3 separate regions of the Mus musculus genome follow, and regions 1 and 3 are each linked to region 2. The links are chromatin loops, found by intact Hi-C in ENCODE. Cell type or tissue: left cerebral cortex. All regions are shown on one strand. Links, peaks and the distances in the headings refer to the core of each region. The heading gives the core; the rest is flanking DNA.

The links. Hi-C counts contacts between places; a loop is a spot of excess contacts. Peaks named below come from ENCODE experiments on the same cell type or tissue, not always from the same donor. Only the 100,000 strongest peaks of a DNase experiment are listed, where the experiment ranks them.
Region 1: it touches region 2 in a loop (4-fold over the local background); 5 of 42 quality-filtered maps call a loop at or near these places.
Region 3: it touches region 2 in a loop (7-fold over the local background); 4 of 42 quality-filtered maps call a loop at or near these places.

What each region holds. Positions count from the first base shown.
Region 1 is chr7:75,265,693-75,276,344 of GRCm38, reverse strand. All of the region lies in intron 1 of Sv2b (synaptic vesicle glycoprotein 2 b), which reads left to right. Among named protein-coding and RNA genes, the nearest start is that of 1500012K07Rik, 38 kb to the left of the region's middle. In left cerebral cortex, for the core only: no CTCF peak of the experiment used is centred there; DNase peaks (open chromatin) are centred at 4,228, 6,216, 7,662, 8,841 and 2 more places; H3K27ac peaks cover 6,798 bases.
Region 2 is chr7:75,202,271-75,212,922 of GRCm38, reverse strand. Sv2b (synaptic vesicle glycoprotein 2 b) reads left to right here. Exons shown (of 13, transcript NM_153579.4): 2 at 6,001-6,833. The coding sequence starts at 6,383. Among named protein-coding and RNA genes, the nearest start is that of 1500012K07Rik, 100 kb to the left of the region's middle. In left cerebral cortex, for the core only: no CTCF peak of the experiment used is centred there; DNase peaks (open chromatin) are centred at 3,046, 3,516, 4,457, 4,720 and 2 more places; H3K27ac peaks cover 3,168 bases.
Region 3 is chr7:75,301,583-75,312,234 of GRCm38, reverse strand. Sv2b (synaptic vesicle glycoprotein 2 b) reads left to right here and starts at 2,973. Exons shown (of 13, transcript NM_153579.4): 1 at 2,973-3,361. It overlaps 1500012K07Rik (RIKEN cDNA 1500012K07 gene), which reads right to left and starts at 3,533. Exons shown (of 3, transcript NR_045814.1): 1 at 3,319-3,533; 2 at 57-167. In left cerebral cortex, for the core only: a CTCF peak has its summit at 3,764; DNase peaks (open chromatin) are centred at 6,016, 8,391, 9,233, 9,483 and 3 more places; H3K4me3 peaks cover 5,458 bases; H3K27ac peaks cover 6,046 bases.

The DNA.
Region 1 (10,652 bases), core at 1,305-9,304, 63 kb before region 2:
AGCAATCATTTTCCAACTGAGCTTTTGATTTCTTGAGAAAAGTAGAACAACACTACCTGTAAGTGGCCTTGGCCCAAACCAAAGCAACAATGACAATAACATTAACTTAAACATTAATATTAACATCAATCCTAATATTACCCCAATCCTAATTTGACTATAACATTAACCATAACTGTAACCCACACATACCCTAAACCTAAATCAAATGCCTAAACCCTAGCCCTAACCCCAATTCTAACCTTAAACCCAACTCTAGCACTAATCCCAACCCTAGTCCTCACCAGTGAGCATTAGTAAGAACAGGTCCAATAGGACTTCCTGTGATGACAGAAATATTTTGTATGTGTATGTGCACATAATACATGGGGAGCCCAGTAGAACTTGCTAGCATCATGTGTGTGCTAAACATTTGAAATAAGATTTGTGAGGTCGAAGAACCGAGTTTTACATTGTATTGATCTTTGGTAATTCAAACTCCAATAGCTTCATGTGCTGTGAGATGCAGCATTGGACAATGCAGCTCTAGATCTACCTTGTTAATACATGGGAGACAAGGGTGACAGAAAGCATGCTGAACAACACCTTAAAAATAACCAAGTGTATTCCAAGGACATGGGAACCAACCATCTGCTTTCCCAGTAAATAGGGTGAGGTAGTCTGGGGACCATCTAAGTCATCAAAGAAGTGATGTAGCCACCAGTGATAAGGTATAGAACCTATTTGGCACCTACTCTGAGCAAATAGACAAAATCCGTGGTAAAACTATTGAGAAACACACTCTCTCTCTCTCTCTCTCTCTCTAATGATACTACAAAATTACCAACTTTCTTAGATGTGATTAGGGTCAGTGGATTTTTAAAAAAGAGTCCTATTATTATTATTGATATAGAGTTTCATTATATAGCTCCCACTTGCCTGAAACTCTCCTTGTAGACAAGGCTAGCCTCATTCTAGAAATCTGTCCGCCTTTCTCCTGAGTGCTGGAATTAGAGGCCTGTGCCACCATGTTGGGTACAGTTCTTACTCTCGAGAGCTTGTTTGAAGGTTCTGGAATGGGAGTATAGCTACTCTTGTATCTTTGACTAAGAAATAGTTCAGAGAACACCAACTTCCATCACTAAGTGTGCAGTTTCAAGAGAGATGCCCATGAAGTGGTGAGAGAAGAAAGGGACCCTGGCCTAGTCAGGTAAATAGACAGCATCAGCTCTATGGATGGACAGGGATGCAGTTTCAGCCAAACTGCCCTCAGATGCAGAGCTCTATTGGTTTTTGTTTGTTTTTTAGTTTTTAAAATAAACACCACGGATCAATTGGAGGTAAAACCACAGGATCTGCTGCAGTGGTTATGTGAGGGTGAAGAATTTGGTCAGGAGGCAGATGATACAAGATTGGAATGAGTTGATTATTGTGGGGCTGTTTGGTGAATGCACAGAAGCCTATTATATTATTCTTACTGTGTTTGATAGTTTCCATCATAAAAACGTGAACAACAACAACAACAAAAGGAAGTAAGGGAGACTTCTAAGGAACCTCATTCTGATCTCAGATGACAACAGACACCATGGCAACAGCAACAGAAATCACTACCCTGGAGCTAAAATGAGAGCTGAGCAGTGGGCAGGGAAGAGTGTGCAGTGATAGCCAAAGAAGTACAGGGCCTCCTGCTGCAGACTCTCCCCTTTTTTGGGTCTCCTATCTGCATGGAACGGGTCTCTGGTGGCAAGTGGGCAAGGAGTCGGTGAATAACAAAACAGATACAACAGGAGAGAATGTGTTGAATCTGAGTGTATTGCCACAAAGTGAACACCAGTCTTATATAATACAGAAAACAAAGGGGTAGAATGTCACAGTAGGCAAAGTACATTGAAGTTATCTGACACAAAACAAAGGAATGACTTCAAAAGGAAGTACAGGAACCAGATAATATTTACAGTAAAGATAAAACAGCCCTGCCTAGGGTCAGCTAATGACAGGTAAGGATTTCTCATCCTAGTCACAATTTGTGCTACTCCTTTGGGCCTTGTGAAAGCTAGCACCAGGGGGTTCTGCTCTAGCAGACCTTCTCCTGAATAATGCAATACCACAACCCCCCTATTTCCTAGGCCTTGGTAAATTCTTACATATAAAGGTAACTTGGCTATTCTTTTAAGTATCTGTAGGGCATCTCCATTTGTCAGAAGTATTCACCAACTTGCTTCTATTATGCAATGTAGTCTGCTATACCTGGCTGTAATGAAGATTCTAAGTATACTTTGTTAAGCTTGCCCTGAGATTTCTAACTCTTATCCAGTAAAATACTGTAACCAAGCATGCAAGACCCTCTACGATATTGCAGAGACAAATCTGGGGCATTCTAGCTATGGGAATGCCAAGGTTCCAGGAGGCTGAGTTTCCTTGAAACTCTTTGCTTCAGGACTGCTTCCAGGTTTCCAAACTTGTAATGCGAGTCACTACTGGAGTGGATGTAGCAGCCTCCAAAGGGCAAACACAGCTTTCAACACTGTGGCAAGGATGCAAAACTGTGGTCAGCTGGGGAACAAGAAGCAGGGATTCCTCATGCTGTGCCAGCTGAAGTGACCTGCAGAGTCCCCATGTCTCCCTGATCCCCAAGAAAACAAAAGCAGGCTTTCCCTGAAGGAAATCACTTTCCATTACAGATGAGGGATTCCTACAGGCCAGAATGAAGCAGATATTTGAGAGTATTAGGATGTTTAGAGAGGCATGAAAACAAAGCCACTTTCAGGATGAAGGGAGATGCTAAATAATTCACAGGTGAAAACGGACAGCAGCAGTCACCAACCAAGACTGCCTTGGGGAATTAGATCCCATGGGATCTCTGACAATGGGGATCTTGGCATATCTGGCTTCAAGATTCTGTCTCCTCCTCCTGTTTCTGAAATTTGATGGGCATGAAAGAACTGGCTTTCACCTGGAGGTTGGTCTTAATGATCTGTGTCAGTGGCTCTGGAAGTGTGCCTCATGAGCAATATTGAGTTAGGAATTCAGAATTCTAGGCACTACCCTAAACGCGGTCAATCAGAAACTTTGGAACGAATGATCTGGGTGACTCTTGAGGCGTCAAGCATGAGAGCCACAGGGGTAGGGAAATGTTTCAAGAGCTGAACTTTAGCCACAAGGGCAACAAGGAGTCCTTAAGCATTTCTGAAGCTGGATAGCTTTTGATAAATATTTCCTGACCATTGACACGTAATGACAATTTTCTTAAGAACAATAACAGATAGTCACAGGTGTAGTGGCGAATGCTATTAACCCTAGAGGCAGAGATAGGCAGATCTCTGTGAGTTTGGAGCCAGCAAAGTCTACATAGGAGCTCTAGGCCAGCCAACACTACATAGTGAGATCCTGTCCCTAGGGGAGAGGGGAGGGAGGGAAGGAGGGAGAGGGAGAGGGAGAGAGAGGGAGAGAGAGGGAAAGAGAGAGGGAAAGAGAGAGGGAAAGAGAGAGGGAGAGGGAGAGGGAAAGAGAGAGGGAGAGGGAGAGGGAGAGGGAGAGGGAGAGGGAGAGGGAGAGGGAGAGGGAGAGGGAGAGGGAGAGGGAGGAATAGAGAGGGAGAGGGAGAGGGAGGAATAGAGAGGGAGAGGGAGAGAGAGGGAGAAAGAATTAAATTTTTTTTGAGGAATAGGGCAGAGATTTTTCCTTGAAGTAGGCTTTAATTGGGCATATATGTCTCTCCTGTATATTGGTTTGTGGAGATCCTGTGGTTAAATTCTCACACACTTCTGGTTGGAGCTAGTTCTAAGCAGGCACTAGCTCATGCATTGGGTGTCTGTCACCTGCTTATCTGTTTCTCAGATCATTACTGTCCACTTTCTTTGCCCTTCTAAAATAATATAGAGAAGAGAGCTGCTGTACATTGCTTTCCACACTGGGCTTCCTGGACCAATCAGAATTGGTTTTGCTGCATGCACCAGATATGTTTGTGTCTCAAAACATCTCCTTCTGCCAAAGGTGTGCTCGTACTAGCCCTAGCAAAATTCTTGCCATGCTTCATCGCCTGCATATCACTTTGTATTAAGCATAATTGGCCAAGTCCCTCATTAATTGTAGCCTTGCTGAGAGTTGACATCTGGAGTGATAGAACTCTGCTTTCTTATGGCCACAGGCACTGTGCAGAATTCCCTGCTGTCTCAGTTGAACATATGCTAACTCTGAGATTCTCCACACTTCCCCCAAGTTCTCTTAAAATAGAACTATCATTGTGATGGAAGTTGGACGTGCTACAAGCTCTAAGGTGGCAGGGTGGGGAATGGCAGAGAATCACATGTTCTTAATGCCCTCATCTGGAACTGGCAGTATTATTTGTAGACTTCTGGGGCTGGGGAAATGACTCAGACAGCAGAGTCCTTGCTGTTCAAAATGAGATCTTGAGTTTGGATCCCAGTACCCACATAAAAAGTCAGGGTGGCCATATGCATGTAACCACAGCATTAGGGTAGGGGTGGAACTCTGAAGCTCATTGTCCAGCCAGTCCAGTTAGATAGATAAGCTTTAGGTTCTGTGAGAGAATCTGTCTCAAAAACTAAAGATAGGTGTCAAGGAAAGACTCCTAACATTGACCTCTTTGTCTCCACGTGCATGTGCATAATCATGTACCTACATGCACAAGTGCATGTACCACACATACCCCTGACTATTTGAACCCTGTTTCCAAAGAATTCCCATCAGAAGGTCTGCTTGGAGGAATGAGAAACTCCGGTTTTGGAAGGATTCAGCCCAAATGGAGCTGTTGTTGCCAAATTCAAGCTGTTCGAGCCAGGGCTTAATGCTTTTCCTGATCATTGGCCAGTGTCACATAAGCTCTCTGGGGAGCTTTTCTTCAGGAAGACCTGGAATTTTCAGGAGCTGACAGCATTGTAGTGTGCTGTTTTACCCTGGCCTCAATCCATGTGACAGGAGAGTCTGTCAAGGTGCCCTGATGGAGAGAATAGATAGACCCTGTTTTGAAGGTTGGCTTTGTCACTTACCATTGTAGAGACGTTGACAAAATGACCAAATTTCATGAGCCTCATCTAGCTTATCAGAGTGACAGTAAGAACGGCAGCCACTCTGGGGCCTTTGGTGATGATGGAATGAGAGAATGTAGGAAAAGCACTTAGCTCATTGCCTGGCAGGATGTGTGCTCTGTAGCTAGTGCCTATGGAGGCATAACTTCTTTCTCAGAGGGTGACATTTTTGAGGGTCATTTTCTGGATGTGGGTCACATTTTGACATTCTTTTCTGCTAAGAGAATGAGATGGTTAATGTTGTCAACATGACAGGATCCAGAATTATCCAGAAGACAAATGTCTGAACATGTTTGTGAGGGAGCATCCAGACTAAATTCACACAGATGGGAAGACCTACCTTAAATGTAGATAGCACCATGCCACTGGCTGGGGCCTGGACTGAGAAGCTGAGCAATAGCATCCACCTCTGCTTCCTGACTGGATGCAAAGGGACAATTCTGAGAAGGGATAATTCTGGATCCTGTCAGGTTGATAACATTAACCATCTCATTCTCTTAGCAGAAAAGAATGTCAAAATGTGACCCATGTCCAGAAAACGACCCTTAAAAATGTCACCCTCTGAGGAAGAAATAATGCCTCAGTAGGCACTAGTTACAGAGCACAAACCCTGTCAGGCAATGAGCTAAGTGATTTTCTTACATTCATTACGCTGCCTCATGCTCCTTCTGCCATGCCTTCCCTATCTTGATGGATGGTACCCTCAAACCCAAGAGCCCAAGGCATCTTTTCGCTCTTTAAATAACTTCTGGCAGATATTTTGTCCTAGCAACAAGAGAAGTAGCTAAGACCTGGATTTATAGCACATCACATTTGGGAGATGAAAATGATAACCTTGAATGTTTATGTTTAAAAGACTGACACTCTCTAAAAGATATTGGCAACAAAGCACATAAGGTCTCATGATGCCCATGGAAGAATCCTGAAGCATTCGTGGCAGAGACATAATCATACATTGTAATGAAGAAATGTCGGGTGGCTTTTGCAGGAATACAGTGTAGACTAGATGTTAGTGGGACCTTGGAGCTCTGTGAGGACGTCTGCATCAGTTCATATCACACAGTGTGAAAGATCTGAGATTTCTCATATTTCACATGCACTTTCAAAGGTCCCTTTTAATTTGAACTTCTTGCTTCTGCTGGTTCTCCACTGCTATCATCCTTGCTATAAGAATCTTCTTGCCGTTGCTTTCCTACAGTATGGCTCTCCTGTTTCCCATGGTTCCTTCTTTGTTATGTAAGTGTGTCTAGTCCACTTCAAATGGAGAACAGTTTCTTCATCTCTCTTACTTGCTGTTCTTGGTAGTGCATGTTTTCAGGTCCCTGTTGCTCCAACTGACATTCCCAGACCTTATCAAGGGGGAAACAATAACTTTCCGATAGAAATTTTATTGCTTGCTCTTAATATGCTATTTTTTCTCATCTCCCTCCAAGACTAATATTTAAGTAATGAGATGCTGAACAAATATAGGGATGTTAGTGTGGGTGGTGGTGTTAGTATCAGGGAAAGAAACTGGGTTCAAGATTTTGAGAGTTGAGAAATCTCATGACAAATTTATCACAGAGGAAACACAAAAGGGAGGGGAAGGAGGGGAGGCAGCATTACTAAAGTGTAGCACTTCATATGATCACAGTGGTGTGTGTGTGTGTGTGTGTGTGTGTGTGTGTGTGTGTGAGTGTGTGAGTGAGTGTGTGAGTGTGAGTGTGAGTGTGTGTGTGAGTGTGTGAGTGAGTGTGTGTGTATGAGTGTGTGTGTGAGTGTGTGTGAGTGTATGTGTGAGAGTGTCTGTGTAAAATGTATCATAGTGTGAGTGGAGGTCCAAGGATACTTTTTGGGATCCAGGCTTATAACAAGCCTTCCTACCTCCTGCTGTGCCATTTAACTGACCCCTAAGTCGGTTTTAATCTCAAATTTCCACGAAACTAAAGTCCAGAAATAGTAATATATCCAAGACAGGAAATGAATGATCTGGGACCCACCAGAATATTAATTAAAACTCAAGTTTTTTGTTATGCTTAACTACTTTATGCTTCCACCATAGAAGACAGTATGTTTCCTTTAATTTATATTAATTGATTTTATTATTTTATATGCATGTATGTCTGTGTGCCACCTATGTGCCTGGTGCATGCAGAGGTCAAAAGAGGGCATCAGGTCTCCTAGAACCAGAGTTACAGATGGTTTTAAACTGCCATATGGGTGCTGAAAATCAAACCTAGGTCTTTGGCAAAAAAACAAGTGCTCTTCACTGCTTGCCAACTCTCCAGCCCTGATGAGGTCCTTTAAAAAATTAATTTTAGTTTAATTCTTGCTTGTATACATGTATAAAACCCGACGAGAGTTTTTAAAAAGAATTCTCCCTCAGAATCACTTGTGGAAGATGTATTCAAAATCAGACACCTGGGTCCTATTAGGGAAGACTACGAACCTTTCCAACTATCTCTAACACACAAGGTTTGGGGGCAGTTGGAACAAGTATCAGTGAAAGACTGTAGATTCTATTGCAGGAAAGAGAGTCTTCTGTCCTGTAAAGCACAAGGTTCTACTCATGTGAGATTTATGAGTCATGGTCAAATAAACAATTCTGCTATTTCATTCTTGAGAAAGAGAGAGCACTGAGCTGTCTTTTGAGGGCTGGAGCTATGCATGTTCTTTGCAATGACAGCAATGTGGTTACTCCAACCTTGCTTCTGGGAAACCACAGGAGACCAAACACACTCCACTTTGAAGGATTTAGCTAGTGCTCACACACCTGCAGGATCTACAGAGAAAGACCAAGGATGAGTTGGTTGATGTTGTATTTATTTTAAGAAATCAATAAGGTAAACCTCAGGACCGCTGTGTTTCAGAATCACAGAATGCTTCAATATGCTTTTTTTTTCTTGGTGTACATAAAGTAGGAGAAATCTTCACATGGATGTTAGTGGTGAGTGCACACAGCTTTGCAGAAGACTTCTAAATTTATTTATTTATTTATTTATTTATTTATTTATTCATTCATTCATTTAATCTTATTAGCTCTTCAGTTGATCTGTTCAACAACTTTTTTTTTTTTTTTTTTGAGGAAGATCTCATGTATCCCATGTTGGTCTTTGAACTGGCTATGCTGCTAATGATGATCCTGAATTCTTGATCCTCCTGTCTCTATCTCCCAAGTGCTGGGATTCCAAACATGGGCAACCTGCCTTTTTGTGGGATATATTATATATAATATATATCATAAACACATACACATATAAATTGGTTTAGTCTTCTCTATATAGATGAATACTAGTAATAAATAATGAAAAATATTGAATGCCAGGAAAAAGATATGCATTTTTCCTTATTCCTTGATGTAAGGTTTCTTAATAATTGATGCCATCTTTCTAGTGGCTCAGGGCCATCTTTGAAGAGAGATACACCACAGGAAGTGCCTAGAGAGGTTTACTCTGTTGGTGGCAAAGTGTTGACACCATGACCTCTCAAATTTTCTTCTTCCCAGCAAAGAGATAGCTCGAAGACAAGGACTTAGCTTTTTTTATCTTGGATGTAAAGTTGAGCCTTTTTTGGCTGCTGGCCTGTTATTTTTCTCTCTCTTTCTCCTTTAAACCAGGAAGGCACTATAATTAACTCTAGCTTGTTTCTAATGGGATAATTAATGTGTGCCTATAGGAGATTGCTGTTTCTCCTTAAGGTGTGATGAATAGGATTGGTTTTCATGAAAGCCACTTAGAACACCAGCAGATGTAGCAATTGGCTCTGGAGAACATTTACACTGAATGGCAAGACAGAACTAGTGCTTCTTGGCGAGCTTCAGCAGGGATTAAAGTACACAGTCATTCCCAGACTCCTTCTGGGCTCCCTCTTTGTGGGCTTAGAGGATGGTGAGCAAGCGGGAAGCCACCCATGCACTCAAACCAGTCAGCTGTGGCTCTGAATATCAACCTATCACGACTGTGGGGTTACTAGTAAGACCCTTAACCTTCAATCTTCTTTGTTCACCCATAAATGTGTCATAGAATTACTGTGGTCTGAGTCATCTCATTTCACATTTGGGAAGCTTCTGCGATTTGTAACTCAATCCATGATCCTTCAAGTTGGCTATGAGCCATTGTCCAATTGGACACTGAACTCTCTACTAGCCATATCTTCAATGCCTAAGACTTTATATTTATTGAATGGAAACAATTGATCTTAGTTCATCAGCAATTGCTACAGTAGTGGAGAAGTTAGTGTTGGGCTGTGGACAATTTTTAGTCATATGCTTTTAAAGGAGCTTAGACCTACCATCTAGACTTCCTTAACATCTTAGCTGAGTGTTGGGCTTCGCAGCCCTTAAACGTTATCACTGAGAACTGAGCTGCCTTGTCCTGCATGGTTCTTTTGGTCCTGGCATCTCTGCAACTCCCTTAGATGTGATATAAAGATGAATCACTTTAGAGATGTGCTGGCTCCAAACCTTGCTTCTGCTCTTCTTCCCTAGAACAGGGGAATCTCTATGTACTCCGATTAAGGTCTACATCTTTCCTTCCATCTCTTGAGATACTCAGTTCATACTTAGACTCATTTCCTAGCAGGCATTGGAAACACACAAGTAGAAAAACATTGTTCTCTCCCTGGCCAGAAACCCCTCTGATATGCTTGAGCAGAACTTCGTACTTGTCTGAAGAGGAGAAAGGAGAGTTAGAATATTAGACTGGGCTCAGCAAAGATGGCTAGAGCTTCAGGGCTCAAAGGGATATTGATTCCCTATAGTTGGAAGACAATGAGCAGGTATTGTCACACTGTTTAAAATGGGTAGAAGAATGGAAAAACAGAATTTCACTCATTTTTTTCCTTCCTTCGTTCCTTCCCACCCTACATTTCTTTCTTTCTCCCTATTAACAAGGATTAAAAAAATTTCAAGCTCCTTCCATCCAATGTGTTTATTTCCATGTACCATCATCTAAATATCTACAGCCACCTGTGCTTTGATCCACGAGACGAGTCTTGATTGAACTGTTGACTTTTCAACATGAACCGAGACTATCTGAGGTCTCTCCATCTTTGATGTGTTTGGAATGGAAAGAGAGGAATATTATGCTATCATATTCAAGTTCAACTTAGGGCAAGGTAGTGCTACCTATTATTTTCTGATCAGGAAACTGAGGCACAAAGAGGGATTTACTTCAGTGATACAACTGGAAAGTTCACATGATCACATCACAGGGATACCTAATGATGAAACCTCCCCAATGCCTGCTGGGTTTTCCTTGGAATATGCCCTTTCCAGTACTCAATATGACTTAATAATGATATAATTGTATGCTTCCTGAACTGACTCAAACCAGGCCAGTGGCTGAAAGCTGTTTTTCTGACGAGGAATGTCTTATACAGACCTTATTCTCTCTCTCTCTCTCTCTCTCTCTCTCTCTCTCTCTCTCTCTCTCTCTCTCCCTCCCTTTCTTGTTGGTATGCTCTGAGAGTCATGCCCCTGATTCAATCTAATCCACTCAGTTAATGGTGGGCTGAATCATATCCCCCGATGTATTGCTATTTTCTCTTGAAGGATGAAAATGTTAAGATCTGCATTAGAGAAACAAGATGTGAATAAAACTTGGTTTTCTCATCCTCTGTTATTAAAGTTGACATGGAAATGCACCC
Region 2 (10,652 bases), core at 937-8,936:
GGGAGAATTTCTCATCATAGCCAATTCTAGCCAAAGGAACAACTACTACTGACATCTTCAAGCAGGACACCAGTGTATCAGCTCTTCTGTGCTTGCTCCTATCTCTTTCCTGAGGGATTGTCTTCTGTTAGGTCTGTGCCCTTGAGATACTACCAGAGCCCAACTAAACTTAGAGATAACCTTACATTTTATTCCCTCCCCAACCCCCATGGTGACCAGGCTATGCCTCCTAATTCCCCCTTCCAATAAAGAGTTCTTTTCGCTCCTACAAGTGGATTCTAGAAGGTGCAACAAAATAGACCCTCAAATCTAGACTCAAAATATAAAAATAGCAGTTACTATTTATAAGAGCCTGTATACATACATGTTTTCAAGATTTCCAAGGAGAAAGAGGCTTATGGCTGCTGTAGACACAGAGTTTAGTAAATTAGATGGACTCCTTTTGAGTAGGGGTAGTTCTTTAGAGGTACTCTGTATAGATTACAGCAATATTTCCATGTCACATATCTATTCTTGGACACACAATTAAATGATTTTTAGTGAGTACATTCACCATTGTAACCTAATTTGAGGATGTTGCCATTTCTTCCCGGTTTCCCAATTATGTCAAGTTCATTTGAAGTCAACATCCATTCCTACCTACCATGGCCCTAGACCACCCCTGATCTATCCCCTTATATTGTAGACTTGCTTATCCTGGATGTTTTATGTAAATGGAATGAGACAATCTGTGGCCTTTTGTAACTAGCTGGGTATCTGTCCAGTCTGTTGTATGTATCACTAACTTGGTCCTTCTTAATGTCAGCTCATACTGTACTGCCAGACACATGACATTTGATTCATGTGCTCATGGGCTCATGGACATTTGTGTTAATCCCACTTTAGAGCTGATGTAGATGCTGTGAACATGTATGTGCAAGTTTTTGTGTAAGCATATGTCTTTGTCTTGGGTACATTTTTTTTGGATTGACTTTGCTGGGCTTTCCTTAAATATATGTTTAATATTTTAAGGACCTGGCAAACTATTTTCCAAATAGGTTGAGTCATTTCTCACTCTCACCAGTGGTTTCTAATGGTTCTAGTTCATCACCATCCAGCCCACACATGCTGTCATCTGTCTGCTGATTACAGCTATACTAGTGGCTATATGGTAGTGTCTCTTTGTTGTGTTAAATAGGTTTTTGTTCAGTTCTTACAGCTTTCAATCTGACAGTGTGGGCTGTGAGTCACCAAAAGAGAATCGTGAATAAAGGAGGCACCATTTACCAAATTTATTTGCTCTTGGAATGCCCTTTGCTCTCTTAAATGAATATGTTCAAGTACTAATAGTGTTCAGACTTCTGGGAAGAATTGCATCATTTGATTACAGTATTGTTTGTAACTTTGTTCTAAACAAGTGTCTATGGCACAATGATTCTGAACCAAAGAGCCAGGCTAACATTGTAAGAGTTAAATAAAGACAACAAATGGATCAGTCCTAGGAGGTTTAGAAAAATAGTAGTTTGCAATGAATATCTAAATGGCAGTTTGTTCTCTGCACTTGGTTCACTAGCCCAGCCCAGATGGGTCCAGATTTCATGCGGAGAGAGCTGGGATCAAGCTGGAATCCTGGATATACATTTTAATCTCTAATATTCAGATAACAATCATTATATCACAGGGACGATAGTAAGATGGGATTTGCATTGTTGCTAGGAGCTGTGGTGACTGAGGTTCAGAGATGGCTTATCAAATCCTCAAGGCGACTTTATGAATGGGTGTTATACTTATGATTCCCATTAACAAATGAGGATACTGAGTCTCCAAGAGGCTATTAGTAGCTTCTACACAGGTAGCAAGAAATAGCAGTATCAGGATTTGAATCTGGGTCCCCCATACACGACAATGTCTGAGATATGTTCTGCTACCATGCCAGAAGGCAAATGGGTCAGGAAGATCCTTCCTTCTAATCACATAGAAATGACAGAGGTCTGGTAGTACTGGCAATCTAGCCGTTGGCTGTTTGGAATCATGGCTGGTTCATCTCCTCATCTTCTCACCTACAAGACATGTTCCACACATGTCTTCTGGCACATGTGTCTCCTTTGTTTCATTGTCCCCAAGCCCAGAATTTTTTTGCTCACATCCCCACCGGTGAAATCTCAGATCTTGGCTCTGCACACCCTCTCTGCTCGTTTTCAATACCTCTGTTGCATCTTTAGTGAGGGAGCAGAGCACCTGATGTTTTATTATATCTGGGACTCCAGACTATGGAGTGGAGTTGCCCTCATCAGTTAAATCTGTCTTGTAATGCCCTTAGATGTTCCCAAAGATATCTTTCCTAAAGGATCCTCAATCCATTCAAGTTGACAATGAAGATTAACCAGATGTAAGTTTCATCACCGTGGGATGATCTATGTTGTTTCAACTTTACTTTTCCATAATGGCTCAGCCTCTTGAGAATGGGGTTAAAGTGTGTCCATTTATGCAGGGCTTTAAGCACAAAGGATTCTGAGAAATGCAAGGTGAGGGTGGGGAGAAGGACTCAATTGTAGAAGTAGGATCCACTCTCTTATCAAGATGAGTTCTGTTCTTTCAAAGGGTTAAGTAATGGATACTACATATTTTGGATCAAAACTGGCCACGCCCCAGTTCCAGAGATAGGTGTCAGCAGCTTGGTTCTTTCTTACAACCATCAGGGAGAGTGTTCTCAGCCCACTTCACAACTGTTGGTGGCCTCAAGCCTGTTGTATCTTGCAGATGACACTGTCTCTGATTGTCTGCATCATCTTCCCTCCATGCATATCTGTCTCCCTGTCTCCACATCCAGATGTGCTTTTTCACAGGTCACAGTTAATTTAGGCTCCCCCAATGTCCTACGTGTGTGTGTGTGTGTGTGTGTGTGTGTGTGTGTGTGTGTGTGTGTATGAATGAATGCCTAGGCTAGAAAAAGTCACTGGATGCCTTTCTTTCTGGCTATCTCTGACACACACACATGTTGAAGCAGGATCTCTCAGTAAAAGTGGAGCTCACAGAGGATTTCACTTTCCAGCGAGCCTAAAGGCAAGGAAGTCCAAGAAGCCCCGTTTCCTATCGCCCAAGTGCTTCCTGGGCATCTGACTCAGGTTCTCATGCTTGTCCATCAAGCACTAACCCACCGATCAGCCTCTCCAGTCTTAGGCTCTATTCTTAATGAGATTACACTCTGAGATCCTGAGGGTCAGGGTTCAGTTTATCCTTTGTGAAGGAAGCAATTTAACTCACAGTGTTGCAAATGACTAATTGGTGTGTTCTCCAGAAAACATTCTGTTAAAAATATAATTACTTGGCATTTCTCAATGAGATAGAAGCGTCAAGACAAACTAAAAAAATGTTGGAGAGGGAGGCCCCTGTTATTCACTGCACTTGACATTCACCGCAGTTCTTCGAACCAGATTGGGTGAGTGGGGTTGGTTTTGACAAAGGCCTGTTTTCTTTTCACAGAGAAAGTCCCAGAATCTTTACCCAAAGTGGTATTTCCCACATATGCTTTCAGAATTGAAAATCTTTCCTTCCTGGCTCGTGACATTTTTGTGGGGCCTCCAGAATAGAAATAACAGAGCAGATCTCAGGCAGTTGGCATTCCTTCTCCATGTGACAGCATCCTGCTAACATTTCTGCTGTTTGTGTGTGATTTATTGTCCTCCCAGGGTTCCTAAATGCATGCAATGAAAACCAATTTAGAATATTAATCTGACGTGATCCTGGCCAGCCTGGCCAGTTTATTTTGTGGAGATGGTGAACATTTTTGCAAGAGCAGAGTGAGAGTCATTCTTCTTAGTATTTCTTGCTAGCTTTTTCAGTACTGTTTCTCTGAGTCCCCCAGGTGGGTGGAGGGGCTAATGAAAAATGATATTTCCAGGCCTGATTTTCACACTGCAGTTTTCGGTGTCTTTTAGAGAGAGGCCCTAGAATTCCATTCTTTTTTCTTTTTCTTTCTCTTTTTATTGGATATTTTATTTATTTACATTTCAAATGTTATCCCCTTTCCCGATTCTTCCCCCAAGCCCCTTGCCCCAACCCCTTCCTCCTGCTTCTATGAGGGTGTACCCCCACCTACCCATCCACTTCTGCCTCCCTGCCCTCGCATTCCCCTATACTGGGACATTGAGCCTTCATAGGACCAAGGGCCTCTTCTCCCTTTGATGCCCAACAAGATTATCATCTGCTACATATGTGGCTGGAGCCATGGGTCCCTCCATGTGTACTCCTTGGTAGGTGGGTTAGACCCTGGGAGCTCTGGTTGGTTGATATTGTTGTTCTTCCTATGGGGTTGCAAACCCCTTCAGCTCCTTCAGTCCTTTCTCTGAATCCTCCATTGGGGACCCGGTGATCAGTACAATGATGGGCTGCGAGCATCCACCTCTGTATTTGTCATGCTCTGGCAGAGTCTCTCAGGAGACAGCTATATCAGGCTCTTGTCAGCATGTACTTCTTGGCACCCACAATAGTGTCTGCATTGAGAGCCAGAGCTTTTTATCCTCCTTCCATGAGAAAATGCATTGTATTATTGGAGTTAGAGAGTTCCCAGAGCTAGAGTCTCTCTAAGGGTGAAGATGGGGAGAACCAGGTAGCAGGTATTGGGCAGAGAGCTCAGATTTAGAGTGTGGGCAGGGGGAGGAGTCTAGCAGCTGCTGCAAGGGCAACTGTGTGGGGTCTTTTGTGACGTAGCACCTACTGAAAGCAAGGAAAGGCAGTGGGTGCCATGTGTGGAAGGAGGCTTAGTAAGGATTGATGGCTCTGAATTTGTTGGCAGATGGGCTTTTTTTCCCTTACTTTCCCCACCTTCTCTAGTTCTCTGTAAATAGCTCATTTTCAGTCCACACTTGGGTACATGGTAAGCATCATTTGGTGATGGCTCAAATCTTGTGAGACTTGAGATTCTAGAACAGGAGTTGTCAAACTTCCTAATGCTGTGATCTGACAGTACAGTTCTTCATGTAGTGACTCCAAACCATTATGTTTACTGTTACTTTATAACTGTAATTTTGCTACTGTTATGGATCAGAATGTCTATATCTGTGTTTTCTGATGGCTTGAGGACACCTCTGTGAAAGGGTCATTTGACAACAAAGGGTCATGATCCACAGATTGAAAACCACTTTTCTAGAAGGTAGCTTGGGCAGAGAATCTACCTCGTGGGTGTTGGACTCAAGAGAGCGAACCTGTGATTCGATCTGGGTTATAAGACAGTGCTTTGCACCTAGACAATATTGGTCCCTGGCTTTCCAGAATGGAAGTAGGAACAATGATATTGCCTGAAATAATATTGACCTGTAGGCTGGATACTTGCTATATAATCTTATACATTAAGTAATATTGTCTCATGAAACATGACTCTCATGTATGACAGACTCTTTCCAAGCCTCAGGTCTCCCATAAAAATCTGGGAGATATGGCTCTGAGTCTCATATTTGACTCCTGTTCTTACCCATTTGAGCCAAGTACAAGGTCATAGAGGCCTTTGAGCCACAGTGCTGATCTCAAAAGCAAGCTGGGCTCTAGAGAAAGCTATTTCTGCATTCTATACTTCTAAATGTAAAGTGATACAATTACTTCATATTGAAGCTGGAAAAGCATACATTTTCACAAGAGAAATTGACCCATGGGATAGTTCTACTGTTGGCAAAAGCTTGATAAGTTCAAAGGAAACCCGTAACACAAAATAGCCTTGTACTGAAAAATTCCTTGACCACTTCCTTTTGAATTCCTGTATAAGATCTGATCTTTGACCTTCACCGGGTTCTTCAAAGCTCAAAGAGCTTCTCTACCCATGGTTGCATTCACTACCCTTACAATTCCTTCCTCACTTAGCTTATGTGAGTTCAAATGTCTAACCAAAATATGCTTCACCTTACACATGAAATATGAGTATTAGTAAATATCTTCATTTAATTCAAAGATCATGTCAGAATCTCAGACTTTTCTAACTAGTCTATCTATTCAGACTGTTCTAACTATTTTTTCTGTCTCTATTCCTAGGCTATAACCTTCAGGAGAAGGACAAACATCACAGCCAGTGAGCTGCCAAGCACTGCTCCGACCTTGTCAAAGAGAGCAGCTGGACCCATTTTTAGTTACTCCCAGCACAAGCCTCTGGGTCATATAAGGAGAACAGACCAGAATTTGATACTTTCCGAAGACGTTTAACACACACCAGCACAAAAGGCTACTTAGGTTGTCTTTGTATGAATTTGGTTGATTTGAGAAACAAATTGAAAAGGTGATTTTATTGAAAAAGTCTCATGAGCATGCTCACCATTTCAATGATATAATAGATGATGGTTATTGGAACAGCCCAAATATTTACCACAGAGCAAGAGATATAGCTTGAGCGGCTACCAGACAATCCCAGAACCAAGGAATGGATGACTACAGGTATCGGGACAACTATGAGGGCTATGCCCCTAGTGATGGCTACTACCGTAGCAATGAGCAGAATCAGGAAGAAGATGCACAGAGCGATGTTACAGAAGGCCATGACGAGGAAGATGAGATCTATGAAGGCGAGTACCAAGGCATCCCTCATCCAGATGATGTCAAGTCTAAGCAGACCAAGATGGCGCCCTCCAGAGCAGATGGTCTTGGGGGCCAGGCAGACTTGATGGCTGAGAGGATGGAAGATGAGGAGGAGCTGGCTCACCAATATGAGACCATCATTGATGAGTGTGGCCATGGGCGCTTCCAGTGGACCCTCTTCTTCGTCTTGGGTTTGGCCTTGATGGCTGATGGAGTGGAAATATTTGTAGTGAGCTTTGCTCTGCCAAGTGCAGAGAAAGACATGTGTCTGTCCAGTTCCAAGAAAGGAATGCTTGGTAAGTAGGAACTTCCAAAGGTTATTTTCCTTGTGACATCAAGTATATGAAAGTCAAGGAGAATATAAATGTATATATTTACATATGTATATATTTACACATACACATATAAGCACACACACACACACACACACACACACACACACACACGTATAGCTTGTCACTGTTGGATATCCTGCAAAGTTATAAGTTTTATAGTCATTTTGCCATTAAGATGTTATATTATGGACACTAATTAATTTATTAACTCAAACTTTCATAGCTAGTATCATAGCTTGTTTTTTTTCCAAGTCTTTTTGATTCGTAGCTTTCTTTGATTCCCAAATCTTGTTTTCTCGAATGACAGACTATTAAACCATCTTCCATATCCAAGTAACAATACATTTTGGAAGGGGTAAGCCAGAGGTCTGGTCCATCATGTTTTCTTTATGTGTCTTCCAAGAATCCAATAGCATCTGCTCCCAGCTCCTCTTGTACTGAGAGTTAGTGGCTGAGTGCCCATGTGGCTTGGATGACTGATGGGCTTCAGCATACCCACATGCAGAGTCCCCGTAGGCAGTTAAGTACCATGGTGTGAAGCACAGATGTATTCTGAAGGATAGAGGACCAGCTTGCAAGTCAGTTAGCAGACCAGGACTGTCAGATCCAAGCCTCAGGCATCAGGGCTCGAGGCAGAAAGGATTTTGTGAAGTTATAGAGAGGATGAGCACAAATGGTGTGGAATAGAAGAAATTTATCATAATAGAGCCATGGGTTTGTCTTGATCACCAAATGGTCTGAAAAACATATGTACCCTCTACATTTAGTGTCCAAATAGAGCCCAAGATATATGAAGCTATTGAGTACTTACCATGAACCAGTTTATCATTCAAGATAAAGAATAAGTATGGTCCCCAGGAGTTCAAAAGCTGCCCAGCACCAAATTCATTGATTCAACAAGTAGGTACATACATATTTCTGGTCTATAATATGCTGGTATCTGTGAAACAGTCTTGGATTAAAAATAGGTTTTGTGTCTTTAAAAATATATATCACAAGACAAGAAAGTCTTTATAAACACAGATTTAATAACTTCAGGGATAAACATTGGAATGTGTCTTGTGTGGTTCTAGACCTTGACTTTGGCAAAGGAGTTAACAAGCATTTATGAAAAGACTGAGATAGCAAACATTTTTGAAGCCCAGATGGCCCCTGTCACAGGTATTCAAATCCCATTCTGTAATCCAAATGATATGAAGACAGTATATAAACCAGTAGACATGATTGTGCTTCAGTAAAACTGAGACTGAGCTTGGGTGGAAGCAGGAGGACTGTGAACTTGAACACAGCTTGTGGTATTTAGTGAGACTATCACAAAATCAGGAAAAAAAGTAAGAAATGCATATATAAAGCAATATGAAGAATTGTCACCAGATGAACAAAACAACAGCAACCAAACCTCCCAAACTAGCTGAACAAAAACCTTTATCTCTGGGTCATTAAGCCTTGTCTTATACATTTATGCTTAATCTATAATGCCATTTGAATGATTAGGGCTCCATCAGGCATGACCGAGGAAATCAAAGGAGACTAAGTATATAAAAACAGATGCTTTGAGAAGCTGGAGTGTTATTCAGCTTTTAAAAGCCAATAGAATTTTTAGTTACACATGAGTGTCCCTGCATATGCATATACATACTACCCGACTTTAAATGTTAAATAGTAGGTTTTAAATCATTTATTTATTTTTACTTTTATGTGCATCGGTGTTATACTTGCATGTATATCTGTGTGAGTATCAGGTCTCCTGGAACTGGAGCTACAAACAGTTGTGAGCTGCCACTGGGAATTAAACCTGGTTCCTCTGGAAGAGCAGCCAGTGCTTTTAACTGCTAAACCATCTCCTCAGCTCCTGTGGTAGGTTTTTGATTAGGCAAGGGAAAAGAACAAAATTTCTAACTGAAACCAATCCATCTGTAACTGACTTACGCATTTTTAAGTTATCAACTTGTTTTTGTGCTATGCCCAACTGAAACCCAAGTCCCTGTTTATTCTGGCAATGTCAATGATGGTTTCATGCCCATCAGTGTCTCTGGCACTACATGCCCAGCAACCTTAATAGTAGACATGCAGTATTGTGACAGCTCCTACTTCTCCCAGGGAAAACACTGGGCAGGCGATGAGCAAATGTGGTTATGGTCTAGAGAGCCCACACTGGTACAATTTTGCCCTCCAAGTTACCAAGATGCTATGACTCAAACTGAGAAGGGCACATAGACCCTGAGCAGAGATTCCCATCTTGGGTGCCCAGAAGATTTCCTATGTAGTCAAAAAAAAAAAAAAAAAAAACATGAATCTAAGTTGATCAGCAGGGTGGATGACTGAGAGTCTTGGAGTCATCTCCTTGTAGGTTAGCCACATGGAGAAAGATTTGGAGAGCTTTATCCAAGCCCACAGAGATAGCAAGTGCCTAACAGGGCATGATGGCAGGACTGCCTGACTTTGAGGTCTGGGGTAACTCTTCTGTGCCATCCTGCTTTTTTCTTAATCTTAGGCTACAGAAAAGAAGTCATGCCCTGTGCAGCCTTCTCTCCATATGGGATCATGCTACACTGGGTAATAACTTGAGCACTGGAGAATGACCATGAGAATTTCTCAACTAACTATGTTAGTGACCTTAGGCAAGTTCTAACTCCTGTAACTCAGTTTTCCTGAGGAATAAGTAAGGATAATGACACTAATGTTGGAAAGACTGAGATGATGCAGGCAGAGCATGAGTATGGATGCTTTCTAAACAACTCAGCTCCCTCGTTTGTGCCATGACACTCTCCTGCCAGCGTGTGCATGGATTTTGATTGCACTGATACAATGGGGCAGCCTGGATGCCAGGGCCAGGCTGCTTAGGTTTGAAGGGTCACTGCTGACTCTTATTGGGGCAGCCTCAGAAAAGTTACTCAGTTGCTTTGTGCTCTGATTTCCTCACCTGTAAAACCTGGACTAAGGTGATGCCAACTCAGTAGGATTTCTGTACAGATGGACTGAATTCAACTGTACTAGATTTAATGTAGTTAACTTGGCAGGCTTACTACCCAAGCTTACAGGTGCTCAAGATATCTTTACAGCCTTTTACTGAAGTTGTTGTTGTTGTCAGTGATTGATTGGTAGTGATGAGCCACTCACACTCAGGACATCAGATCTGCTTCCATGGCGTTGGACATATCCATCAGCCAAATGATACCTTGTAGACTCTTAAGGTCAAGCAGCTTGACCTCAGCTGGAAAAGGCCTTTGTGTTCCAGAACTTTTCCTCCCCAACCTCAATTATTTTAAAAAGAAACTCTCATAAGTTCAGCCTCTAGCTTGGCTGTCAGCTAATGGCCCAAGAAAACAGAACAACCCATGTCTGACTCAGAAGTCATTTTATTTTCTTTTCAAAAAAAAAATCAGTTCAGAAAAATTAAAGATGCTCTTTTGCTATCTTAGCTGTTTTTCTTGAACATTATATTTTAGTGGTCCCCTCATGTACAGATGTCCGGATTCAAGATCATAATGCTAGCATGAAGGTCCAGCCTTGCTCCTATCCAGTGGTGGTTGCCTTTAAGACGAGGAGAATGCATCCACTTGGTTAATTAAGCATTCCCTTCTTTCTTTTTATTAGATATTTTCTTTATTTACATTTCTAATGTTTTCCACTTTCCAGCTCTCCCTTTTGGAACCCCCCCATCCCATACCCTCCTTTCTCGCCTCTATGAGGGTACACTCCCATCCACCCACCCACTCCCATCTTCCTGTCCTGGCATTCCCCTACACTGAGGTATCAAACACACTCATGCCCAAGGGC
Region 3 (10,652 bases), core at 1,499-9,498, 99 kb before region 2:
CAGAGACAAAGTTTGGAGCTAAGATGAAAGAATGGGCCATTTAGAGACTGTCTCACCTGGGGGTCCATCCCATAATCAGCCACCAAATGCAGACACTATTGCATACGCCAGCAAGATTTTGCGAAGGGATCCTGATATAGCTGTCTCCTGTGAGGCTTTGCCAGTGCCTGGAAAATACAGAAGTGGATGCTCACAGTCATCTATAGGATGGAATACAGGGCGCCCAATATACGAGCTAGAGAAAGTACCCAAGAGCCGAAGGGGTCTGCAACCCTATAGGTGGAACAACAATATGAACTAAGCAGTACTCCCAGAGCTTGTGTCTCTAGCTGCATATGTAGCAGAAGATGGCCTAGTCTGCCATCATTGGAAAGAGAGGCCCCTAGGTCTTGTAAACTTTATATGCCCCAGTACAGGGGAACGCCAGGGCCAAGAAGTGGGATTGAGTGGGTAAGGGATCAGGGTGGGGGGAGGGTATAGGGGACTTTTGGGATAGCATTTGAAATGTAAATGAAGAAAATATCTAATAAAATGTGGGGAAAAGAGAATATTAAGAATCCCTTTAAATAAATAAATTCAAAAATTGAAAAAAAAAAGAACCACTATTTAGGCACATGGTATTGGCTTAAGTGTGTAATGGACTTTAGGCATATTGCCCTCTACCCCTTCTCTTCTCACCCTTCCTTCCCCCAGTAGTGCCCTATTCTCCCAAATAGGTTTTAATGCTTATTTCTTTGAGGTTGTCCGCTGTCTTTCACACGTTTATGAATGTGGAATCCACCACATGTGCTTAGGGTCATTTGTATGAGCTAGGGTGGGAGCTTTATTTACCAGATCAAGAGCAACTTTGCATCAGTGACACCTCCGAGGAATAGGACTCTAGCAGCAATTATCTGCTGATAGCTCCCCGGGGAGCTATTATCTAGGAAGAGTATTTCCATTCAAACTATTTTTTCTTTTGTAGCTCACAAAGTCAGTATTTCCCTTCGTCTTCATCACTGAAATAAATGTCAATCTAAATATACACATCTAAAACTTTGAAGTAGGATTTACATCCACATTCACATGGTATTTGATGTGTCTATATAAAACCAGACACCATAAATGAGAGAAAGCATGACATTAGTCTTTCTGAGGTTGACTTAGTTTAATCTGATTATCTCTAGTTGTATCCATCAGCACATAGACTTCTGAATCTACTTTAGCCTTTGTCTTATTGAAGGTTTTATTGCTGTAAAGAGACACCGTGACCAAGGCAGTGCTAATAAAGGAAATGTTTACTTGGGGCCAGCTTACAGTTTTAGAGGTTTAGTTCGTTATCCTCATGGTAGGGAAGTATGGCAACGTACAGGCAGACAGGGTGCTGAAGAAGGAGCTGAGAATTCTACATCTTGGTCCACAGGCAGCAAGCAGAAGGAGACTGGGTGCCACACTGGGCATAGCTTGTGCAGAAGAGACCTCAAAGCCCATTTCCACAGCAACACACTTCTTCCAACCAAGCCTCACTTCCTAATAGTACCACTTCCTATGGTTCGGCATTCGAACACACCATACAGGGCATCTGCATAACTTCCTAATTCTCTGGTATGTGTAGGTGTTCATAAATTCCTTGAATTACTAAGGAAATTATCTGGATTGTCCTTTCAAGTTCTCACTCAATGGAATGGGTAGAGGGGAATGGATCAGGTGAAGCATGGAAGCTGTTGATGTCAGTGGGGAGACACTTTTGTTCACTCGACGAGGAAGAAGTGTTTCTAAGGACAAAGGGAAGCCAATGGCCTGGTTTTAGTCAGGAAGGAACCAAGATTAGACTTACACCTTAGGGAACAACTATGGGAGGGGAACTAGGGAAGCCCTTGCAAGGTGGTTCAGGGTCAAGCCCAGGCTAAGAAAGAGGTGGGGAGCTGAGAGAAGCCTTCTGTAGCTGGAGGGGGTGATAGAAGTGAAGAGCTTGGGGAGGCAGAAGTATTGAGTGGAGAAAAGGCAAGATTCTTCTCTTTTGCCTCCACTTTGACATAATTAGGTACAATGGTTGGTTTTGTTAACAACACACACCTACACACATATGTGAAGAGCAACTTCAGTTGGGAAAATACCTTCATCAGATTGCCTGTAGGTAAGTTTTGTGAGGGCATTTTTTTTTTTTTTTTTTTGTTTTTAAATTAGAGACTGATACGGGAAGTCCAGCTTACTGGGAATGGTGCCAGTCCTGACCAGGTAGTCCTGAGTTTAATAAGAAAGGAGACCTAACATGCCAGTAAGCAGTGTTCCCCAGTTGCCTCTCCCTCATTTTCTGCCCTGACTTCCCTCAATGGATTGTGCTGGTGATACGTAAGTTCAGTAGACTCTTTCCCCACCAAACTGCCTTTGGTCATGGTATCGTTCTCATAGTTGTCCTTCTCACAGTTAGAAAAGCAATTAGGGAAGGTACTTAGCAGACACTACAGAAGACTAGGCCCCTGTACTGTTGTTTAATTTGGACTTTGAACTTCCAGGGTGACTTCGTTCATGACTTTATTTCCTTCTAGAAGGAACCCTATGCTTTGGGAAAATCTTCCCAGGCTGGCTGCATTGTGTTTGTGAGCCGGGTGTGTGTGTGTGTGTGTGTGTGTGTGTGTGTGTGTGCGCGCGCGTGTGGCATTGGTAAGAAGGAAACAGCTAGAGCCTTTCTCCAATATATTAAACCCTCCAAATTTTCCTCATCCCCTCCCCACCCCCCGGACCCTCCGCTGGCCAAGCAAGCTCTTTTTCAGTTCCAAAGGAGTTAAGAAGACCAGAACGATTTGTCAACATCTATTATCTTGGGTAGTTTGGGGATGGCATAATCCGAGGACACCCCCAGTCCAAGACCGAGCTTGGGGACAGAGCTTGGAGTCTTATGCGCCTTGGCGCCTTAGGTGGGAGGGTGGAGAGACCAAGATATTTATAGTCAGTTGGGAACAAACCTAATAGAATAAGACGTTTGCAGGTCTGTTCATCCGCAAATCCAGAAAGGGCGGGTCCGGGGAGTGGGCTCTGGCTCCCCTCCAACCTATCCGGAACTCCTCTCCTTGGATCTGAAAGGGAGTTAGAAGCAAAGAGCTTTCCGCAGTGAACACAGTGCCTGGACTAGGCTCTGGCTGATCCTTCTAAATAGACTCAGGAGCCCCGGGAGGGCTGGGGTGCTGCAGGGTGCTGGGAGCGCGCTGCACAGAGGCTCTGCACAGCGGAGGCAGCAGCGAAGGCGACGAGGGCGCGGCGATGCAGGTGTGCCCTAGGGAGAGCCTGCCTCGGTTGGGATTACCAACCGCGTTAGCCTGAGCTGCCGCCCAGACTTACGGTGTTCGGCTGCTGACCGGCTCGCTGCGGATTTTCCACCCAGGTAGGGGACGGCGATTCTCGCGGTGGTGCGGGGCTCCCAGGCCTGGCATGCTGAGACCCGTGCTGGGACCTCTGGGTGCGGTTGTTAGGAAAAGCCTCAAAGGGCAGCAGAGTTGGAAAGCAGCGCACCGAAAAAGGAGCACTTGCTGCTGCCCCGGGCTGCGCGCTTCTTTGAACGTGGCCTTCCCCAGGACTTGGAGTGAAAGCACATGAACTATTGGCGCGGTAAATAGTTTCCCAACTTGGGCTACTGACATTTATAGCTGCTTTCCACATGCTTCCTGGACATCCCTTTAGTTCAACCTTACTCCTCGTTGGCTTTTTCTCAGAGAACAGATTAAATACGTGCCCACACCTGCTGGCTCTGGACTGGGGTTTGTGTGTGTTTCTCTGTGTTGAGGGCGCCCTCCGCGGGCGTGGGAGCCGTTTCTTAGGGACTTTCTTTTTTTTTTTTTTTCTGGATGGATTTTTAGCGCAAGGAAAAGAACATGATTTGTTTTGCAGGGATGGGTGAGCAAATGCCGTTAGCTAGGGAGGAGCAAGGCGCTGCTGTTCCCTCCGCAGCAGACCAGTGGTAGATTTCTCATCTGTCGGGTACAGCAGATCCAGCTGCCCAAATGCTTTTATCTTTTATCCAGAAATTGCAGATGCAAACAGGCTCCGTTTAAAGGTAACTTGATGCAGATGTGTTGGGTAAGGTAGGGTGGGACGCTGTGGGATGCTTGCTGGTTTCTAAGCCTGTTTGGAAGGTGAATGTGGGTGGCTCTGGGTCTCAAGGAGGGGCAGGTGAGGGGTGAGAGGTGTGTGGATGGTGGGGAACTAGACATTGCAACCAGCTTGGCGGTCTCTTCTATGCTTTCCCTTGCCCTTTGCAGAAGAGGCGGCTTGCTAGAAGATGCAGTTGATATGGTGAGTGAGGCACAATCTGCGTCTTCCCTGAGTCAGCAAATACTTGCCCAACGGTTTTATGTGTCAGAGGTGGCATTGATCCTTAGGGATGAAGAGGTGATGGAAACAAAATCCTAATGTGGCACAGGCTCACACCCGGTGGGGGACAAACACCTGTAGTAAGGAGGTGTGACCAGTTCGGGATTGGTTTTGTTTCTTGAGCCATTGCTCTTGAATATCCTGCAACCCTCTCCCATTCCATCACCATCACGGCTGATGGGAAGGCAGAGCTGATGTTAGCAGAACAAGACTAGTGTCAAGGAGGCACTCTGAAGGCTGCACTGAGGGCAAAGCACACCAATGCAGGTCCGGCTTTTTACTTTTGTTCTCTTGATAAGTATTTTCTCTAAGTTTCAGGACAATGGAGTATTGAAATAGCTTTTCACAAAGGCAGGGACTCTTGCAATTTCTAAGGGAGTTTCAGAGCAGATCAACTTGTGGGACAAAAAGCCAACATTGTTGGTGGGTTATTTCTTTTGCCAGAGGTGTGCCTTACATGCATTTTGTAACTGAAAGCACCAGGTGTTTGAATAATAACCTGGCACACTGTGGGTAGTGTGGCCTTGACTGCTCTAAGAGAGCTGGTCTTTGGCAAGTATCTTAGCCTTTCTTCGAGCCTTGATTTCATCATCTGTAAAATGGAAGCAACGACACTGTCATGATAAATATGTAACACACACACTTAAAAGTATTTGCTCATCGTTTAACAATCATCATATAGTGATCATTTGGCATGAAGTTGCTACTTAAGTTTGTTCATTGAGTTCCTACCATGTGACAGGCACTTCTCTATATGTGGCAACTGTAGCATTGAGCAAACTGTGTGTGTGTGTGTGTGTGTGCAAGTGTATTACTGAACAAATAAATAAGTATTTAGTATTTTAGCCCAGGAGCTGAGATGGAGAAAAATAAAGTAGAATAAGAAACATGAGAAGTGCTGCAAGTTTTGGAGTGGGTTTGTTATCTATCTATTTGTCTATCTGTCTGTCTATCTGCCTGTCTATCTATCTGTCTGTCTGTCATCAACTCTATCATCTATTTGTCTATCTCTTTCCTATCTATCTATCTATCTATCTATCTATCTATCTATCTATCTATCTATCCTTCTATCTATCTATCTATCTATCTATCTATCTATCTATCCTTCTATCTATCTATCTATCTATCTATCTATCTATCTATCTATCTATCCATCCATCCATCCATCTATCTATCTATCTATCTATCTATCTATCTATCTATCTATCTATCTATCTATCTTTCTACCCTTCTATCATAATCATCTCTATCATCTCTCTGTCTATCTCTTTCATATCTATCATCTATTTACCTATCTAATCTATCATCTATCTCTTTCATATCTATCTGCTATCTATGTGGTCAGAGAGATAGTTGATAATGAGGGCATCTTGACCAACTCTGGTGAGAGTGAGGGAGAAAGCCAGGCGGTATGAGTAGAGTAACAGAACCTGCAAAAGCCTGAGACAAGAGACAAACACATAAGAGAACAAGAAAGAGACCCAGGAAGCCCAGTTGTGTGAATGAGGGGGATGGTGGTGAGAACTGTCTGAGGATAACATGAAAAGGTCACTGCTGTCTTGCTTCATGATTTCTGTTTATATATTTGTCGCTTAAGATACAGCACTGACTTCTTGTTTAAGGACTTGGCTGAGTTCCTAATCTCCGTGTTTAAAAGAAGGTTATCTGGTAGGAAGTGGTACTTGGACAGTTCAAAACAGGATCTAATGCAGCAAGCCAGAGGGATACATCTCTGCAAGGCAAGCTCGGTGACTCTGATTCCTAGCCCCCAGATGGAGGACCGTGTTTACACCTGTTTCTTTTCCAGACGAAGCAGAGTCACCTTTAGTGAACAGTCCGGCAGGTGTTGTCCCCACTAGCTCATGTTCTCTTTTCTTTGGCAAGAATCTCTGTGGTTACGGAAAGGATTGGGATCATCTGGAAATATACTGACCTTCAGTGCACGATGGAATGCATTTACGTATGGCTGGATGGTGAATTTATTTAGGGCTTCCATCCAAAAGCTTAATATAAAGATCACAGCTTGCTGCTTTGTCCTTTGGAGAAAGCAGTATGGGGGGGGGGGGATCTGAGGACTCTATCAGCTCTTTGTGGTGCAGTAAGCCTACTGCAGTGTTCCATGAGTGAAATGGGCGAGGGGGAGATTGATGGCTGAAAACCTTGTGAAAGCATCTGTGAAATAGGATGGGGGGAGGCTGGGTCAAGGTCAGGGTGGCTGGTCATCACCCAATTCATCTCAGAAGAGAGCATTTACTTCTCATCCAAGGTCTGCCTCTCAGTTATACTCTTTAGTCTCAGAAACCTGATCTGTCTCTCTGGGCTATGTCAGAATAGCTTTGTTCCTCTGCATGCCACATTATTGATCCTCAGTGGTGGAGACAGTTTGTTCTATGGCCAGTGTATGTAAGTCCTGCAGACCCCCATTCATGACGTCCAAGCTACAGAGAGCAGAGCTGCTTAGAGACCTACCTGAAGAACTGGTCACACACTTTAAGGTTTGTCTTAAGAGAGTATAGAGTAAACCACCCTCAAACTCAGTGACCTTGAACAACTAGCATTTATTATTTTCTCTCATGTGTATGGAGTGGCCAAGAGATCTGTCTGAGTTGTACTTGGTTGATTTCTGCTGTGCCTGTTCATGTGACTTGGCTCTGTTGATGGAGAGTTTGAAAAATGGCTGCTTTGGGATGACCTGACTTGGGATGACTTGGGCTCTGACCATGCTTGTCCCTCTTCTCCCTGTATAGCTGGGGCAGGTTCACATGGCAGAGGCAGAGAATCAGGAGAAAGTGGAAGTGTATGGGTTGGGCATGTAGCTCAGTGGGTAGACTGCTTGCCTAGCATGCACAAAGGCCTCTATTTGGTCTCCATTACCATATAAACTGGGCACGGTGATACAGGTATGAAATCTCAGCAGTTAAGAGATGGAGGCAGGGTATCAGAAATACCAAGTCATCCTTTGCTACATAGCAATTTCAAGGCCAACCTCAACTATGTAAGATCTTGTCTAGAAAAATAGAAGAGAAAAAGGAGGAGGAGGAAGAGGAGGAGGAGAAGAAAAAGAAGGAAAGAAAAAAGGAAAGAAGATGAAAGTGTGCATGGTCTCTCTAAGTCTAAACTTATATAGCTGACGTACCATTCTTGATCCCCATTTATTAACAAAAGCACTATACAAGGAAGCCCATGTGAAGGTGTAAAGAAATAAATTTCACTTCTTCAGTTGATCTTAGCCAAAAAGACCGAGGAGCGATTATATTCAGTATTGCAAAGAGCAGGGTACAGTGAGGGGAAGAATTTGGAATGTGTGGTTCTTAATACATTAAGTTCCCTTGTGCATGGAGGGGAGAAGTGTTCAGGAGCCCCTAGCTGAGGAGCTATTGACAGTTGACAGTTTTCTTTAAGGGTGTGGTTCCCATAGGTCATCTGTGCTCTAGTGGACGGCCCTGCACCAGAAATCACATGGGCAGCACACATTGGACTCAAAAGATAGAGAAACACACACACACACACACACACACACACACACACACACGCGCACACACACAGAGAGAGAGAGAGAGAGAGAGAGAGAGAGAGAGAGAGAGAGAGGGAGAGAGAGAGAGAGAGAGAGAGAGAGAGAGAGAGAGAGAGAGAGAATGAAGTAGGGAGGGATTGGGTATAGGCATTGGAACTGAGTAGTTAGGGGAAGAGTCAGGGGTGAATATAATCAAGATACATTGTATGCATGGATGTAAGTCTCAAGGAATTAACAAAAATACATTAAAAACTAAGTTCCTGTGGCTAGATCTCCTTTCTCTATTGACTCAGTTTGGATGGATAATGCTTATGGACTGTCTTTTTTTCCCCATATTTATATGCATCTTTAGACAGTCATTCACTAAATCTTGATTGAGTGGTTTTTAGTTCCAGGAATGTCATAGGCAGGACATGCATCAGTTGAGCATAGTGCAAGTTCTACCTCATGAAACATCCATTCCAGTCAGGGAGGCATATCTATAAATAAATACACGAGTATGTGTATGCTGGGCTAGGCAGTGAAGGAACACCGAACAGGGAAAGGAGGAGGGAGATATTTGAATGGTGTTGGGAAGGCACTACAAAGTAAGGGGTGGGAATCAGGTAACTGATTGGACAGGTGTGAGAGAAACAAAAGAGTGAGCCACTATAGACTGTTCAAAGCAAGGCAAACGAATGCAGAGGTCCTGAAGCAACAGAGTGCTGGAACATTTCAGGGACGGGAAGTAGGACTCTGTAGAAAGGACAAGATGAGAAACAGCCAGCACAATAGTTGATGGTATCAGCGGAGTATCCTGAAGTCAGACAGTTCAGGGCTTCGAGTGGACTTGGGCTTTGACAGAGATGGAAAGTCCCTGGACATTTCTGAGTACGGGCTGCTTTATCTGATCTATGTTCCATGGTGACCGCTAGAGCTTTAGAGCTTAGGCTAAGGAATTCAGTCAGGGTGCAACCTCTGTGATAAGAGATAGAGATGTGGGAAGAGAGGATGGTGGTCTAGATCAGATGGGATGGGGGTTGTGATGCTGAAAAGCAATCAAGTTCTGCATATATCTGGTGGTAGAGCAGACACGATCTCTAATGAGTTACACTTTGGGTGCGAGAAAGGAGGATTCATTATTTTGAGGTAAGGGACAGGATAGATTAGCCATTCCTGCTATTGAATATGAGCCGCTGGATAGTCAGTGGAGAAGTCACGTTCACAAATGTATCAAGAGTTCAGAGAAGAAGCCCAGGACGGGGACTTAAGTTCCAATCACGCCAGCAAGGTCTGCATTTGTCCCCTCAGTGAGCTGAGTCACTGTTATGTGGCCAGGGTCCAGATTCTGCCAGCATGTGCTCAGTGACTGTCTGTGGGGTGACTGAAAAGAACAGTTTCACTAGAGGTAACTGTAGGCTTGTTCTGCTGGGCCTTGAAGTATAACTCTGAAGAGATCTCTCTTCTTCTCAAGGTTTCATGGGAGACTTAACTGTAGAACTTGGGGAGTGAAAACAGGCTTTAAATGTGAGGGTTTCAATTGCTTATGTCTTATAGAAAGAAACACGGATCAACAAGGCTGGAAAGAGAAACACGTGGAAACCAAAAAATAGCTCAGACTTAAAAAAAAAAAATAAGGAGAAAAAAAATTCCTCCAGGGAGAAGTGGCTGAAATTCAGGGGTGTGATGTTCTTGGATTATTATTGTACTGCTTTTAATTTGAGATGAAGCAGAAGCAGCAAGGAAGAATTTTGGAAGGAGGAGAAAGTTATTTAAGTCAGCTTATGCTGAGTGAAAGCATGTCACCAGCTTACTTGAAAAATCCCACTTCTACAGTATCTAGCACAATGTGTTTCTGTTTATAAAAGGAGAGACATAGGCAGTCTTTATTATTGGAAAATGAGAAGGTTGGAAGGGGATCTATCCCAGGCTATGTGCTTCTCAGTGACTACTCAGAGACCAGCTGATTTGGGGTGAGCATCAATTTTGTTTGTAATATCTATGGTAGGAGGACTGGAATAAGAAAAAGTAGGTACTGTAATTGAAAGTGATTGTGTGTGTGTGTGTGTGTGTGTGTGTGTGTGTGTGTGTGTGTGAGAGAGAGAGAGAGAGAGAGAGAGAGAGAGAGAGAGAGAGAGAGAGAGAGAATATGGTAAAGAAAGAATGGAAACCTATGGTTTAGTTTTAGTTTATGTGAGAATAATTGCCATTACCCTCTTAATCAGAGCACCCCTGGTTACTCTAAGAGATCTTCAACAAGGTTGAGATTCTCTCATAGAGAGCATGAGAATGGTCATTTGACCCTCATCTGATGTTCTAGCCACCCAGTTCTGTACCATGTCTTTTCCATTGTATGCACTTTGCCCCAGCTGTGCATGATCTTATGGTCTTAGGATGCAGAGGTTGGAGATATTAAGATGGAGAGATGTTGAGGTCTGTGCTCTGAGGTTGGCACATTGACTGAATAGGTGAACACCATCTATATAGCCATGGGAAGTCATTATTCATGTTGAGGTGAGACCTTTAGTGATGTGGTTGTTTTGGAGTCTCCTATTCTCCTTTCAGTAATCTTTCACCTATGCTTTTCTGTATGTAAGCCTCATAAATTTATTTGTTCACCATGTTCAACTTGGGGGCCTCGTCAGGGAGAGCGGACTTTGTTTATATCTCTAGGGAAAATTCACACAACACCCTCAAAGTTTCCTTTGCCTTGCCTTCTGGTGTGATAGAAATGAGGTGTTGGAACCTTTAAGAGGTGGAGCTTATGCAAGGTAATTAGCTCACAGGGCCATTGTCCTCCAAAGGCATTAGT